Regions from separate parts of the Homo sapiens genome. Here region 1 is linked to region 2. A link is an interaction called in ENCODE POLR2A ChIA-PET data of the cell type or tissue named here. Cell type or tissue: CD4-positive, alpha-beta T cell. All regions are shown on one strand.

Region 1 (8,000 bases), 140 kb before region 2:
GGCAGAAGCAGTCCTGGTAAAGGAACCCAGCCCTGCTTGTGGGGAGCTGCCACTGTGAGTGCAGTGGAGTGTCCCTGTGGTGTTCTGAGACCCACCTCAGATCCATTTACCTTCCCTCAGAGAAATAGAGCAACCACAAAATGGGCATCACCCAAGTTGTAGTCCAATAGGGGCCATGCATATTCCAATCAATCGCCTAACACATACATCCTAAAAAGAAACACCCAGACTGTAAGAACACTGAGAACTGGGACTAGGAAGAGACTAAGGGTATGTTTTGCAGGATGGGAGGGGACCGGGAGGAGTTGGGTCTGGTGTCACAATGCCATAATGCCCAGACAGCCATGAATACACTTATTTTCTCTTTCAGGGGCCTTGTGGCAAATGCCCCATATGATCATACCAGGTGACCGGGCTAAGGAGAACTGTTCACAGTCTGTGTCCTGATACACAAACTCCTCAGCTAACTCAGAGGAGATATGCTGCCACAGTTGTGAAGTCAACTACTCGCCCAATTAGAAAACCATGGAACAATCAGGAACTAATCTTTCCAAGATCACTCAATGAGGCTACAGTTGTCCTCCTTCTAAACTCTCATACGAATTCACCCTTGCCTCCCATCGGCCTTTTCTCCTTCTGCCTCCTCCTTCAGTTGTGTGTGTGTCCTCACTCTTCTGACAGTCTTTGAGGGCATATGGTTAGAATTCAATGAGTGAAAAATGAAAAATAACTGGTTTTTGTTTTTTTGTTTTTTTGTTTTTTTTGAGACTGAGCCTAGCTGTGTCACCAGGCTGGAGTGCAGTGGCACAATCTCGGCTCACTGCAACCTCCGCCTCCCAGATTCAAGCGATTCTCCTGCCTCAGCCTCCCAAGTAGCTGGGATTACAGGCACGCGCTGCCACACCCAGCTAATTTTTGTATTTTTAGCAGAGATGGGGTTTCACCATGTTGGCCAGGACCTCGTGATCCGCCCACCTCGCACTCCCAAAGTGCTGGGATTACAGGCGTGAGCCACCGCGACCGGCCAAAAAATAACTGTTTTCTAAGTTTTTTCTCATACCACTTCTAAGCTAGCTCTGGAGATAAAACAGAAGCGATATTCTAGAAACATATGGTGGCCATTTTTGCAATAGGTCTTAAAGTGGGACGTTGTCTTTATAAACAAAATGACCCCTTAAACACTTATGGTTCCTTTGAGGTTCAAATGAAGGTAATAAATGCCCCCAGGTGTGACTCTCGACAATAGGCCACGGGGATCATGAACGTCAGTACAGAGCCTGGATAATGCCTCTTTTGTTGTTTGGTATTGCCTGAATTACATTTATCAGTATTGTACGAAGTCCACACTAGATGTTCTGCATACATTGTCTCGTTTGACTCTCACCACTGCTGTGAATGCCACCGCTAGATTTCCCCACTCAGTCTGGCCTTCTGTCCAGCTCTCTGCCTGGGATTCCCTCCTCTCCACTTGTCTAGGTTAAAGCTTCAAGGCCCAACTCACATCTCCCTCTTCCATGTAGCTGTACCTACTTCTGCTCACCTTGAGTGATCTCTCCTGTGAAACTCCACAAGTCTTACATGCTATGGCACTAATTTGACACCTTGTCTTAGTCTCCTCCTTATCTACACGTCCTAACTCTCTAACTGAAATGAAGGCCTCTTTGGCACAGGAATCAGTGTCCTCCATATATATTCCTGCTTATCATATTTTTAGAAATTTAGCCAGGCATGGTGGCTCTCACCTGTAACCCCAGCTACTCTAGATGCTGAGGAGGGAGGATAGCTTGAGGCCAGGAGTTTGAGACCAGCCTGAGCAATATAGTGAGACTCCATCCCTAAAAAAAAAATTTGAATAGAAATTTAAGAAATACAATAAATCCAGAGAACAATAGTCATATCACTCAGAATTAACAACTGTCCCCATTTCAAATTATTGCTTCTAGACTCACCACCAACCCTTCCAATCCTCTCCTCATGGACCAGAAAGCCCTACTCTCATGAAGTTGATATGGCTTTTACAAAAACCTATATGTGATATGAACATTATATGGTTTTTTAAGTATGGAATTTAAATTTTGCACAGGGGGCATCATATTTTACTATTGTTCTGAATCTTGTTTCTTCCACTCAACATTATGACTTTTCCACTACTAATTAATTGCATTCTTAGGACACATACCGAACACCCAAAAAGGATTTTGATAATGATGACAATGGGGAAAGACACCAAGCAAGGAGTGTAGTTACAAATTCATTTGTAATGTTTTCATGAGCTTAAGAGCTCATAGCTAAATATATATTTTTTCATTCCAGGTTCTCAACTTCCTAGTTCTGAGATCTAAGGCAAGTCACCTCACTGGTCTGTCTCTCAGTTTTCTCAACTATAAAATGAAGGATAATACCAGTAGCTAATTTACGTAGTGAGAAGTAAATTAATTAATGCATTTCAAGGTCTTAGAATAGTGCCTGACACATAGAAAGCACTCAAATCATGATTATATTTAATAGTAATCATAATTAATATTATTATTATGAAACTAAATATATAAGCAGAAGAAAATTTGAGTGATACGAATTTTGAACCTGAAGAAAGTAGTTAAGAAAAAGGAAAATGCATTACATTATCAATAGTAATTAATTTTATCTTTAACATTTTCCCAGAAAGCCTGACTCTTAAAGCCAAGGCATTTTGCTTTTTTATTCAGTTAGCTTTAGGCCTGTGGCCAATCAGTTGTCAATCATTTTAACCTCTAAACCTAACTCCATAGAACAGAATATTCTCAGAGAAATATGAAAAGTGAATTTTTTGGCTGCAATTATACCACAGTTTCTCAGCCTGCACTTTACAGAGTTCTTAGCTGGTAAGGAGAAATCCCCTCTAAAACCACTGTGACAAAGTTATTTTAGAGCTTCAGTAGTTTTTCTTTCTTTAAGCCAGGCTTTTTTTTTTTTAATGTTACTTTTACACTCTCTCTATTTATTTATTTTGGCCTCGGTGGACTAGACCACAGCTAAAACTTTATGGACCTAATAAAATTCCCAACATTCTCAGACACGGGTCGTGATGTTTGTGCACTGGGTAGAAAACAAAGGTGCTTTATGAAGAGAATGGGCATGCTCAGAGATCAATGAACTGAGGTCAGGCATGCAGGATTGGGCTGCAGCTGAACTGTGGCACAGGCAGTGTAGGCCCTGGGTGTGTCCCTCACTTCCAAACTTCCTCTCCTCTATCTTCTTTTCCAGACAAGTGACACAGTGCTCTCATGCTGTCCCTAGATTACCAGAACCTCCTACCAGGATACTGCTGAGGGCTTGTCCTCCCCAGAATAAACTTTCCATCTTAACCTGCATGCACAGAACTTTCCATCTTAATCTCACATTCATGCCTTCAAAAATTATCTTTCTTGTGCTTCCCTCCCTCATAAGCTTTCTTTAGGTGAGAGCTGGTTAGTCTGATAAAGTCAGTTCATTTGTTTTCTCTACCTTGTAGGAAAGTCCTTTCAACAGAGGCTTTCTGGAGCCAACATCTCAGTCCAAAGCTGTGGTTCTATTGTTGAGGAAGTGGTTAGAGCTTACGGAAATCTTGAAATTATACCACATCAGAGGCTGTCTCATTTATCCACCTACAGGACTAGCCTCCAAAGCTTGCAGGTTATACAACACTGCGTTTCGCTGCAGCTGTGCACGAGCCATCAGACAGCATAATTTCATCTTGCATTTCATTATGTGCTTTATAATTTTTCAATACACTTTTTTCTCACTTGATCCTCATGATACCTCTTCCTTGTTAGGTAAAACAAATCTGTCTTCCAATTAGTTTTCTATTTCCTGTCCCAAACAGAAGGTCTCTTACCAAAACGACTGGATGATACTGTTCACTTAAGGGGCTACATTATATCAGCTGATAAACACAAACCTCAGTTAGATGAGTAAAGTGGGAAAGAAGTAAGCGGTGGTTCTTAGTCACTTGTAAGGGATTAATCATTTTAATAATTCAGGTAAGAATGACTATTCCTGAAAGAAAATTTCAATCCTCAAATAGTCAGTGAATATGGCCTTTCCATCTATTAAAATCTGAAAACTCGGTGGGAATATATTAAAAGATTTATTATGCCTTGAGCAAATAAACATTGCTGTCAATCTTCAGATAAGATTCAGAATGAGTTTTTTACCCCAAAAATATTTCATCTATGCACCTGCTATCAGGCATAATATTTTAAAAAATTATTTTTAACACTAACATCTTGCCATACTTCCTGCCCCTATATTTTGTCCCTTGGTCCTTATGTCTACACGAGTTTTTAATTTAGATTCTATTTCCAGCAGATGTTATACATTTTAGTGTTTGCTTTCTCTTTCATTAAAAAGGACATGTAATACATTTTATGGTTTTGACATAAAATTATCTAAATAAAGATGTTCAGAAATCCTGAATTGTTATTCCTTTTTAATGGTGTTTGTGTGTGTGTGCATGCATGCACATGCACAGTTTCTAGGAATAGGAGAACTATAGAGAAGAAAGCTGTGTTTCACAAATGCCAGAAGACAACAGGACTATCATCCACTAATTCCTAAAAAGGTAATAGAGACAAGCATTTCAAATCACAATAAAAATTGCTATTGCAGAGCATTTTTAATATTCAAAACCATTCCCTTAATGCTCACTATAAATATTAGCTCACTATTCTAACGAGTAACTCTCTGGGTAGTTTAAGTATGTAAAGATCTGCATTTAGCTGTATTAACACAAGTTTAACTATAGTTCTGTTTAACAGGCTACTAGCTCTTTAATAAAACTGACTTCATCCAAATTTTTCACGTTCCCTTCTGAGTAGAAACACTTCACCCAAATTATCAGTGCCCTCCAGTCCTTTCTCTTCCCTCACTTTTCCAAAAAGGAAAGATTTCAGTTAACACCCCTGTTAGCTTTAAGTCTATTTAAACATCCCCAAAATATGCAATGACCTCAGTTTCTATTTGAGAAATCCATAAGTTTGGGGAAAAAGGAAAGGACTCTTGAGCTCACCTGGTCGCTTGTTCATTTCCCAGCAAGGTTGATCTTGTTAACTGTAACAGAAATAGAAAAAAAGCATAAATGACAACAGAATCTCCATGGCACTTTAAACCTATAAAATTCTCAGAGTCTGGGAAATTGGCACACAGAGTTATTCTTGGCTTCTCACCTCTCTTGAGCAGAGAAGCTATTTTTTCATGCATTATGAGATACTTTATCCTGATTTTCTTGCTTTTCACTGGATGATCTCTAAGGTCTTCAATGATTATGGAATTCTGAGGTTTTACTCATCTTAGTACCCTGAGGGTTTAGCACAGCAACAAGAGCTGACACCCAATAAATATTAAATGCTTGAACTGAGTGAATGAATGAATACATAAATGAATGTCCAAAATTGGGATTAAACTAGGATTGCAGCTCCAGGAGACAAGAGGAGCAGGGTTAATGGACTAGTGCAAATACCTGAAGGAACATTTTCAAAACTGATGTCATTGGACATTGGACGGCCTATTAATGATATTAGAACTCTGGGATGATGAGTCAGCCTCAATTAATAAATATGTCTTGGAAATTGCACTAAGAGATTGAATTTCCTTAGCAAAGTATTGGTGCAGCATCTGAGCAAGTAGTGTGTAGTCTGTGAGACAAATAAGGGTGAAACTGGTCATCAAGAAATGCTGTGTTGAGACTTTCTGTTTTGCAACAGGAAAATTACAATTAACTGCCAACTCATCTCATCTAGCACCTGCACCAGAATCCCCTGAGCACCTAAAGATCACATTTTAGAAATTCACAACTCATACACAAACTTTTGGGATTACATCCTCACTCCAAAGTCAACTTTTCTCCTAAATATATTAGACGAACCAATTTCTCTCCCAAATACCCCCTACTAATTTGGTTAGTAGCAAGCAAAGGCTTTCCCACAGTAGGATCTAAGTCTTAAAATAAAAGAACTACCCACCCCCGTCCCAACTCCAAAAAAAGGCAAATGGTTGATAATAGATTCTTTCCTGAGGTTCCATAGACTGAGCATTAAGACGAGGACCCAAGGCCTGAGAGTTGTGAAAAGAAGTGTTGAAAGGAGAAAGCAAGAGAGTTGGGCACAAAGAAGGAGGCCGCTTACCTCTGAGCAAACCAGGAGTTATATTATCAGGACACCTCAATATTTGAGCACTCCTTCTTCTCCAAAGTTTTAGCAAATGATAGTCACAACCCACAGCCAGGAAACTAGACAAGAACCACTTGCTGGAGACTAAGCAAGAGCTTCCTCCCAAGTGTCTGCATCAAGACTCCAGCCCTAGTCTCACCGACAGCCACACCTCTCCCCAACTCCCAACTTTAGGCCTGTGACAAACAAGAAGGTGGAAGAGCTCAAGGTGTGAGAGCTCTCAAGAAAAACCAAAGTATTCCCCATAAGGTCTCCAGAGGACCTAAATTCCTCTCTTGTTGGCTCCACTTCCTGACACTCCTGGCTTCAGAAGTAAGCACTCCCAGGAGTGGGAAAGAGAGGCCCTTTTTCAGGCTAAGCCCCATGTCAGGAGATCGAGGACTCCACCTGCAGGCTTAATGTCTGTGAGACAGTCACACTCCCAGGGGCTTCACTACCCCTCAGATGCTTTCATTTGCTCACAAATAAAGCCACAAGTGAAAGATCAATGCTACTCTCAAACAAAGGAGGAAAATGTGTTTTTCAAATGGAGTTTGATGGTTGGCTTGATTTGAGAAAAACTGTTCCTGATTAGTTTATCTTGAAATTCTTAAATTTAAATTGAGCATTAATGGATTGGGGTAGAGGACAGCTTTATTTACATTTATGCTATAACCAATTTACTCTATACATTAAAAATTAATATGTTTTACCAAAAAAAGTTTCAAAACATATAGCAACATTTTTCCCTTGAGATAAATGCCCTCGTGTACATGAGTGTATCCAGCTAGCCCTATTTGGGTCAGTGCTTGGATATGAGTATTATCAGAGTGTTATTTGAGCTTTGTCTTCAAATATTTTAAAGCATCCATAGTCTGCCTTTAACAAAATACATATGAATAAACCCAAGATGATGAAAAAGGATTTATAGAATTTTAAAGGAGAAGAAGAAATCTATAAGGATTATTTAAAAACTGATTAAGTAGAGAAATAACAATTTTAAAAACTGATGAAGTTGAGAACAGTTATATAATTTCTAATTATGGAATTACATATACATAAAATCCTGAGACAACTAAACTTTTGACTTCTACAGAAAAGTTACCGTCTTTCAATACTGTTTTTACCTTTCTGTTTTCAGGTTAGCAAGACTGGAGCCTCCTAGGTTACCTCCCTTTGATTTTTCTGAGTTATGTGACAATCTCCAAACTTCCTTCCATCTCTCCTGCCTCACCACATTTCCATTCAGATACACTGTACTAACCAAAACCTTCCTCAAGAAAAAGTATATCACAACTTAAATAGATGGGGTAGCGGTGGGAAGAGAACTCACAAATGAATGCTGTACTAGTAGGTATTGTCACAAAATGGAAATCAGATTTCTTCCTCTAATTTCTCAATAAAACTTATTTAATATGCTATTCATTGTGTATTTGTTCATATTTCTGCCAATTACAATAGATATTTTATCTGGGAGATGGAAAAATTCAATAGGCTCATTGAGAAGACCACCCTCTCCTCATACATCTATATATATTTTTCCTTATTGCCACACTTACATAACTATTCATTACTCTAGCACACATTGTTTCCTATTTGCAATTACAAGTATACTTACGTAGAGCATTTCTGGATTTGTAATCCAATGGGCACACAGATCAATGTGGGGGAAAGATTAGGGGGAAGAAATGAACAGAGCCTCAGACACCTGGTAAACCTAATTGCATGCATGAATTATAGTCCCAGAAACAGGAGAATCAAGAAAAAATGGGGAGAAAACTACTTGAAAAAGTGATAGCCATACATTTTCCAAATTTGATGAAAGACATAAATTTA
Region 2 (8,000 bases):
CTGCAACTTCTGCCTCCCGGGTTCAAGCAATTCTCCTGCCTCAGCCTCCCGAGTAGCTGGGGCTACAGGCACCTGCCATCACGCCTGACTAATTTTTTGTATTTTTAGTAGAGATGGGGTTTCACCGTGTTAGCCAGGATGCTCTCGATCTCCTGACCTCGTGATCCACTGGCCTCAGCCTCCCAAAATGCTGGGATTACCGGTGTGAGCCACTGCGCCCGGCCAGTCCCTAGGTTTTCTTTTTTTTTTCTTTTTTTTTTTTTTTTTTGCAGGATTCTTGAGATTCCAAGGATCATTTGTAGGCAGCACAGTTTTTGCTAACAGCTTCCAGCAACTTCTTCTGCCATTCAAATTCAGAGGTTCTAATTGGGAATCAAATGTTCCATATGAAAATGATTTGTATCTAAAAGTAGAGCTATAGAACTGGAATTACCAAGATCATAGCCAGTGACCATCACTGCAATAGTTTCCTCTGTTTTTATTTATGAGTAATTTATCACTCTGTCTGGATTTTGACATGAGCATCAGACAATCCAGATTTTAAAAGAATATTTGGCTCCCAAAATGCTGAACAAACAGAATCTCTTCCTTTGAGGATAGTCAGGACATCATCAGATAGTTACTTATGAGATTTACTCCAGAATGCTACTTACCCAGGCTTTAACCTGGACTAAATCCCAACTGAGTCAGTTGGTTAACTGATTATCAGATTTTATGGTTGTCGCAGGACACAAGAACAGTCAGAATGGGTAAGTGTGTCATATTTCCACTACTTTATCTCTTCAGGGGTGCATATTACAAGAAAGTAAAAACATTCCATTAGAATGCAAAACAATGATGATAGCATTGCCCATAAATATTGTGCTTCCTCTGAATATCCTATCTACTTCCAAACTATATTTTCATAAATTTAAGTTTATAAGGAATTTGATCATGTGTCATAAGGTGTTTGAAGTATGTTTCCACTTTTGCTCATCTGGAGTTTTTTGTTTTAGTTTTTAGTGTCATGTAAAATAAATAAGACTTTGTTTTAAATCTGCAATTATCATGAGTAAATACATTTCACAAAGTTTTTTCTTTTTAAATCACCCTAAACCAGACTTTGGTTTATATTAAAAAGTTCCCCAGGGAACTAGATTTTACATTTGAGACCCTGATTTAGCTAAAATATTTATAAGGGCACATGTAGAAATACAGGTCCCCACTGGGCGATGAACCAGGGCTGAGACATAATTATGATTCTCTCTGCTCTCCATTCCAGTGGAAACTGCTCCCAGGAGCCCAGAGGTGAGTTGGTTGTCAAAGGAGAACATAAATGTTCTATGCAATGTGACAAGCTGCATCACCTTCCCAACCTCCAAGGCCAATCTAAGAACATTAGAAGATGATACACAAATCTTTTCAGATATTAAATTAATGGGAATACTTGCTTCACTTGTAATCAATGTCAGTGATGTCTGAGGACCTTGAAGCCAAATTTAGTTGGATTGATTTGTGCATTATCATTCCAGGCTGTTGCTCAGTTCAGCCTATCATAAGTGTAGTGGCACTCATAAGCCTAAATGAAAAATTATGTCTCCAAGTAACATCTATAAAACAGTCCAGGACTGGAAAATTGAAATTTTCCTTGTAAAAAAATACAATTGCTTAATAACTTGCTGAAATGTCTTAAGAGTGAGGTAACACACTGGGAGGACTGGTCTTGATGGCCTATCCCCTTTGAAAATGTCCCCAAGTCATCACGTTATGGGACAAAGTGGGGGAATTAGCCTATTCACCAGTCCACAGGGGGCACCACAAGTTTCTTACAAGGCTCAATGGGTGGCAGTGTTGTTGCAGGTGTCTGGGTTGCCATTGTTGCTGCTGTCATTTAGCTATCACAGCAAAAAACTGGGCCACCAAAAAGACTGCTCACAGGAGTCTGTTAATCAACAGCCAGGGTCTCAAGAACTCTAAGGTTGAATGTCAGTCTTCAGTTATATAACAAAAACAGGATTTAGCAAGGAGATTTTAGGAAAGAAAATATCTGTTGATGACATCCTCCCTACTCCTCAACCACATACCCTCTCCTCCGCTTAACAGAGAGTTACACAGCTAACTGCAGCAGAATCCCAATCTTGCAATAACCATCCTTCACATATGAAAACTACCATGTTATTAGTTCTCACCGAAAGAAATATACACACTTTGCATACATGTTTTGTACATTCAGAGTTGGTAAAAACATAAAAACTCAGAAATGTGCAAATCTGTACAAGAATATTAGCAAGGTATTGTTCAGGGTATTTCCTGGAAGTCTGACAATCAAGTGATTTCCATATAGAGAAACAATTTTAAGTTTTTTAAACTTTTTTTTTTTTTGACACAGAGTCTCACTCTGTAGCCCAGGCTGGAGGGTAGTGGTGAGATCATAGCTCACTGTAACCTTGAACTCCTGGGCTCAAGCGATCCTCCTCCCTCAGCCTCCAGAGTAGCTGGGATAACAGGTGCATGCCACTATGTCTGACTAGTTTTTTTTTTTAGAGATGGAAGTCTTACTATGTTGCCCAGGCTAGTCTCAAACTCCTGGCCTCAAATGATCCTTCCACCTCAGTCTCTCAAAGTGCTAGGATTAGGCTAGGTGACTAGGAGCCACCACGCCTAGCCTAAATTATTATTTTAATCCTATTCAGTTCTGTTGAATAAAATGTTGATAACATTAATTCTTTATTCCCTAAAGAAATATTATTTACACGCTTTTCTAATATTTCTATTGAGTTTTTCCCATTCCTTTGACAAAAGGATTTCATTGTTGTGGATTTATCAGCATGTCACCATTTTAATTTTTCATAATTATGTTATTCTATTTTATCAAACTTAATGTGAGGTTTGTCTCACATTAAAATACACATGGTATTTTAAACTCATAAAGTGTTTATGAAAATTAATATCATTTTTTGATACCCCCCACCCCACATCAGGCTTTTTCTACTGTCCATTTTCTAGAAACAGTCTGTTTGCCTGTGGCCCTTACCTCAGGAACTGGCCAATGGATTTACAGATGTCCCTTGTGGTTCCCGGGATTAGGCAGTCTGATTCATGAACCACAAGCCACACAGGCTATGCTACTGAACCTGCACTATGCCTTTGCGTAAATAACAGGTGAAGTGTCCTGTGACTGCCAGCATTCTCTTGACTGTCAACATAATTTCCTATGGCTTTAGGCAACAGTGCAGCATGTGAACTTATTTATGCTTCATTCTCAGTTCTAGAACACTACTTCCCTATTCTTCGGTGCACGATATTCAAAGGTCAAGGAGAATAATCACCACTATACTCTGAGCAATATGAACAAATTTTATCCTCCATATTCGCTAACTAGGTCCAAATGAAAAAAAATGGATAGTGAAGGTGAAAATAATATGTTGGTTTTGAAATATTTATTTTATGGAATTAAAAGTATTTTTTAAGAATTGACTTTTCAAAATTCATAGTAACATGAAAAAAATAGGAAGGGACACCAGAACAGAAGCAGAAGCAAATAAAGAAAATGAAAGTGCGCATCACATAAGGGCATCTGTGACATTAGAAAGTAGTGTACATAACAAGAAACAGGGAAGTCGGGTGGATGCAGGCTCCACCAACTGAACAATCAATGATGGCTGAAACCGAGCAGTGCATCGTTAGGCAAAGCAGGATGATTCTTCTGCTGCTATAGAAGAACCTATTGCACTGAAGAGTTTGTAGAAGTCATTAAATGAGAAGGGCAAAGAAATAAGAATAATAAAAGAGTATGCCTCATTGAATATAAGTAATCTAGGATATAACAACCTGCTCACAGGTCATAAATAAACGATAACAACATTTGTCTACACAGAATGAAAAGAGCAGTTCACTGAACCATATAGAGCGAATCTGTATGGCTTTATCAATACCTGCAATTATCTCTCCCTAGCTGGTTGGAAATAAGAAATCATCACACTACAGCTGGCACCCGTTTCCAATATAAATGCCTTTCAGTTGCAATGGAAACTCACTGCATTACTGATTAAGTATGAAATCCCAGAAGACTTGCTTAAAACCTACCTGATGGTATCATGTGCTCAACCCATGGAAAATCAATGGCTCATCTCAATTTCAAGCTGCAAGAGTACTGATGTGCCCAGGCACCATCATGAGGTGGTTTTCTCACTTTCTTGCAACCTTTTTGACCACATCCTGCTTCTCATAGAACATCTAGTGAATAAAGACATGAATTTCAGATCATGTCACTTTGATGTATTTGAGTATAGAGTACTTACTCTGTGCTAAGCACTTTGCTGGACTCACAGCCTATGATAGAGAAGCAGGATATCTGTATTTCAGTCACAAATTTTAAAAGCTTTAAGTGATGCCATTTTTTATATACAAAAAATGTATTTTTAAAAACATCACAGATAGCCAGGTGCAGTGACTCATGCCTGTAATCCCAGCACTTTGGGAGGACAAGATGGGTGGATCACTTGAACCCAAGAATTCAAGACCAGCCTGGGCAGCATAGTGAAATCCTATCTCAAAAAAAAAAAAAAAAAAAAAAAAAAAACACCACACAAAAATTAGCACACGCCTGTAGTCCCAGATATGCAGGAGGTTGAGGTGGGAGGATTGCTTGAGCCCAGGAGATCAAGGCTGCCATGAACCATGATCGTGCCACTGCACCCCAGCCTGGGAAACAGAGTGAGACCCTGTCTCAAATAAACAAAGAAAAAAAAACAAATAGCACAGACAGAGGGAAGGAGGGAAGGAGGGAAGGAGGGAAGGAGGGAAGGAGGGAGGGAGGGAAGGAGGGAGGGAGAGAGGGAGGGAGGGAAGGAGGAAAGGAGGGAGGGAGGGAGGGAGGGAAGGAGGGAGGGAGGGAAGGAGGAAAGGAGGGAAGGAAGGAAGGAAGGAGGGAAGGAAATCCATTTTAAGTTAGATCCTCAGGGCCTTAACTCCAGGGCTTTTTAGAGAATGCATTTTTTAAAAACAGAAGAAGGGATAAACTGAAGTCCAAGAGAGGTGACCATGGTTCCTACTTGTCTTTTTTTTTTTTTTTCCTGAAGAAAATTATGTCCATTCTAAGGGGGACAGGAAGGTCAGAAACACGGAGATTTCTTGTTGTTGCAGTTTCAGTCTTCCATTATTTTCTTTTACTTTCTCCCCTGTTAAATTTGATTCTCTCTTTCTGACTGGCATGATGATGGCCAGAAAGGCTTTAACTCAACACTTTTGTGTACACAACTCAAGGTGAAGTGCAGCTTCAGTAACTATGCAGTCAGCCTGATTAACGCAGAAGATCAGAGTGGATTTTTGTTGTGCTATCTAACCCCAGACTACACCATAAAACATGACTCACCAAGGCTGTTGAGAATAGCCATGAACCAGGAGTTCTCTCACAAACTCTCTGCATGACTTTGGTCAAGTATTTCAACTTTTCTGAGCCTCAGCTTCCTTTACTGTAAAGAGAAGGGTTATTATAAACAATACCAAAAGCCTTTTCTAGCTTTAAAATTATGTGATTTTTTTTTTTTTTTTTTTTTTTTTTTGAGACAGAGTCTTGCTCTGTCTCCAGGCTGGAGTGCAGTAGCACAATCTAGGCTCACTACAACCTCCACCTCCCAGGTTCAAGCCATTCTCCTGCCCCAGCCTCCCGAGTAGCTGGGACTGTGGGCACCCGCCACCACGCCCAGATAATTTTTGTATTTTTGGTAGAGACGAGGTTTCACATTGTTGGTCAGAATGATCTCAATCTCCTGACCTCGTGATCCACCCACCTCAGCCCCCCAAAGTGCTGGGATTATAGGTTTGAGCCACCGTGCCCGGCCAATTTTTCTTTTTTAAATCTAAATTATATAGTTGTGTGTATCCCTAAGAAGTTTCACTCCTATTCTGGTTTCTATGTGTTAGAATTCAGATTTTCATAATCTGATATTTGGTTTTCTTGCATAATATGGACCAAGCCATGACCTAAAGAGTGTAATTTGTCTTGTGATCCCAAAATGTTAACTTTTTCCTAACTAAACCCTGCCTGGTTTAAGTAGGTAGTCTAAATGTCATTTATTCAATATTCATGAATGACTTCTATCCTAAGAAGAGTGGTTTCTGGCTCTGAAAGCCCCAGTGGGCTTTACTTTGTACACTGCATGTGAAAATCAAACCTGCCCCATGCTATAGACGTTCTAAGGCCACAGACTCCATAACTTGACAGCACCTGTTAGCTGTGTGACCCTAGGCAAGATCTTTAACATCTTCATGCCTTGCTTCTTCTTTCATAAAATGGAGACAATCATACCTACTCCATAGAATAGCATGAGCTGCATAAATAAATGCAAAGGACTTAAACAGGTCCTCGTAGTGTAAGCATTATACAAGGACTTGGTACTGTAAGTTATTTTTTATTTTAAATTAAAATCCTCTACAATGAAATTGTGTCCAGACTTTGCAGGTTCTTGGTCTCACTGATTTCAAGACTAAAGCTGTGGACCCTGACGGTGTGTGTTACAGTTCTTGAAGACGGTGTATCTGAAGTTTGTTCCTTCTGATGTTCGGACCCGTCCGGAGTTTCTTCCACCAGTAGAAGAAACTCCTAGTGGTGGGTTCGTGGACTCACTGACTTCAGGAGTGAAGTTGCAGACCCTCGCTGTGAGTGTTACAGCTCTTACAGGTGGTGCATCTGAAGTTGCTCGTTCCTTCCAGTGGGTTTATGGTCTCACCGGCTTTGGGAGTGAAGCCGCAGACCTTCACAATGAGCGTTACATCTTACAAACGCAGCATGGACCCAAAAAGTGAGCAGCAGCAAGTTTTATTGCTAAGAGCAAAAGAACAAAACTTCCACCATTAGGAAAGAAATCCGCGTGGGCTTCCGCTGCTAACTCAGGTGGCCTACTTTTATTCCCTTATCTGGCCCCACCCACATCCTGCTGATTGGTCCATTTTACAGAGAGCTGATTGGTCCATTTAACAGAGAGCTGATTGGTCCATTTTACAGAGAGCTGATTGGTCCGTTTTACAGACAGCTGACTGGTCTGTTTTGACAGAGTGCTGATTGGTGCATTTACAAACCTTTAGCTAGACACAGAGGGCTGAATGGTGCATTTACAATCCTTTAGCTAGACCCAAAAGTTCTCCAAGTCCCCACCCGTGGGAGAAACCCAGCCAGCTTCACCTCTCACTGGTACCCTGGCTGGATTTTGCAGTGCCTATCCCAGGCACCCTGGCAGCCCAGAGGGAGCTCATCCCAGACAACCAAGAGGAAAAGAGGGGAAGCGAGAAAGAGATGGAGACCCGCCATCGTGGCCAATGACCCCACGAAGAGGGAGCGGTGGTCCACGCACAAGACCCAGCCTTCGATCAAGCCCAGCAGGCGCCAGCTGGCCACGCCGAGTGCGGGGCCACAGCCATCCGGAACCGCACCGTCTGGCTCCCGCCCATGCCTTTCCTTCCACACCTCCCCGCGAGCAGAGGGAGCCGGTTGCGGCCTCGGCCAGCCCCAGAGAGGGGACCCCACAGTGCAGCGGAGGAATGAAGGGCTCCTCGAGCACGGCCGGAGCGGACGCCAAGGCCGAGGAGGCGCTGAGAGCGAGCCAGGGCTGCTAGCACGTTGTCACCTCTCAAAATGTACACACCCATGAAATAAGTCAACTCAGCTTCATTAATGCACAAACATAATTAAGCATTTGTTTCCTATGTGTTTTATTTCATTACACATGATTTTCATTTCATAGAGAAAGAAAGCAAGACAAAGAGGTAAAGTAACTTTCTCAAGGTCACCTGGCTGTCTTCATCTGTACGCTTGAGGAGATATTCCATCTTTTTTCTCCTTCAATTTTCAGGCCACTTAACGTTCCTCGAAGAAATAGGGATTACACCTGAAGTGGCTTTGAAATCCTGCACAAACTGGCACATGGAGACCTATCTTGAATTTTCATCTGTCTTTCCAGTTGGAGATAACAATTTGGGAAGGAAGAGGGCATAGAAAATGAGCAACTTGCTATGTAAATAAG

Evidence for each region. ChIA-PET counts read pairs that join two places held together with the same protein. Peaks named below come from ENCODE experiments on the same cell type or tissue, not always from the same donor. Only the 100,000 strongest peaks of a DNase experiment are listed, where the experiment ranks them.
Region 1: POLR2A ChIA-PET joins it to region 2 with 5 read pairs; 2 of 35 experiments call an interaction of 5 or more read pairs at or near these places.

The regions. Positions count from the first base shown.
Region 1 is chr4:153,945,888-153,953,887 of GRCh38, reverse strand. It overlaps LOC101927947 (a long non-coding RNA gene), which reads right to left. Exons shown (of 15, transcript XR_007058336.1): 7 at 5,027-5,067. Among named protein-coding and RNA genes, the nearest start is that of SFRP2, 160 kb to the right of the region's middle. RefSeq lists a silencer at 3,017-3,213. In CD4-positive, alpha-beta T cell, no CTCF peak of the experiment used is centred here; a DNase peak (open chromatin) is centred at 3,577.
Region 2 is chr4:153,805,705-153,813,704 of GRCh38, reverse strand. No RefSeq gene overlaps it. Among named protein-coding and RNA genes, the nearest start is that of SFRP2, 21 kb to the right of the region's middle. RefSeq lists an enhancer at 7,205-7,374. In CD4-positive, alpha-beta T cell, no CTCF peak of the experiment used is centred here; a DNase peak (open chromatin) is centred at 4,184.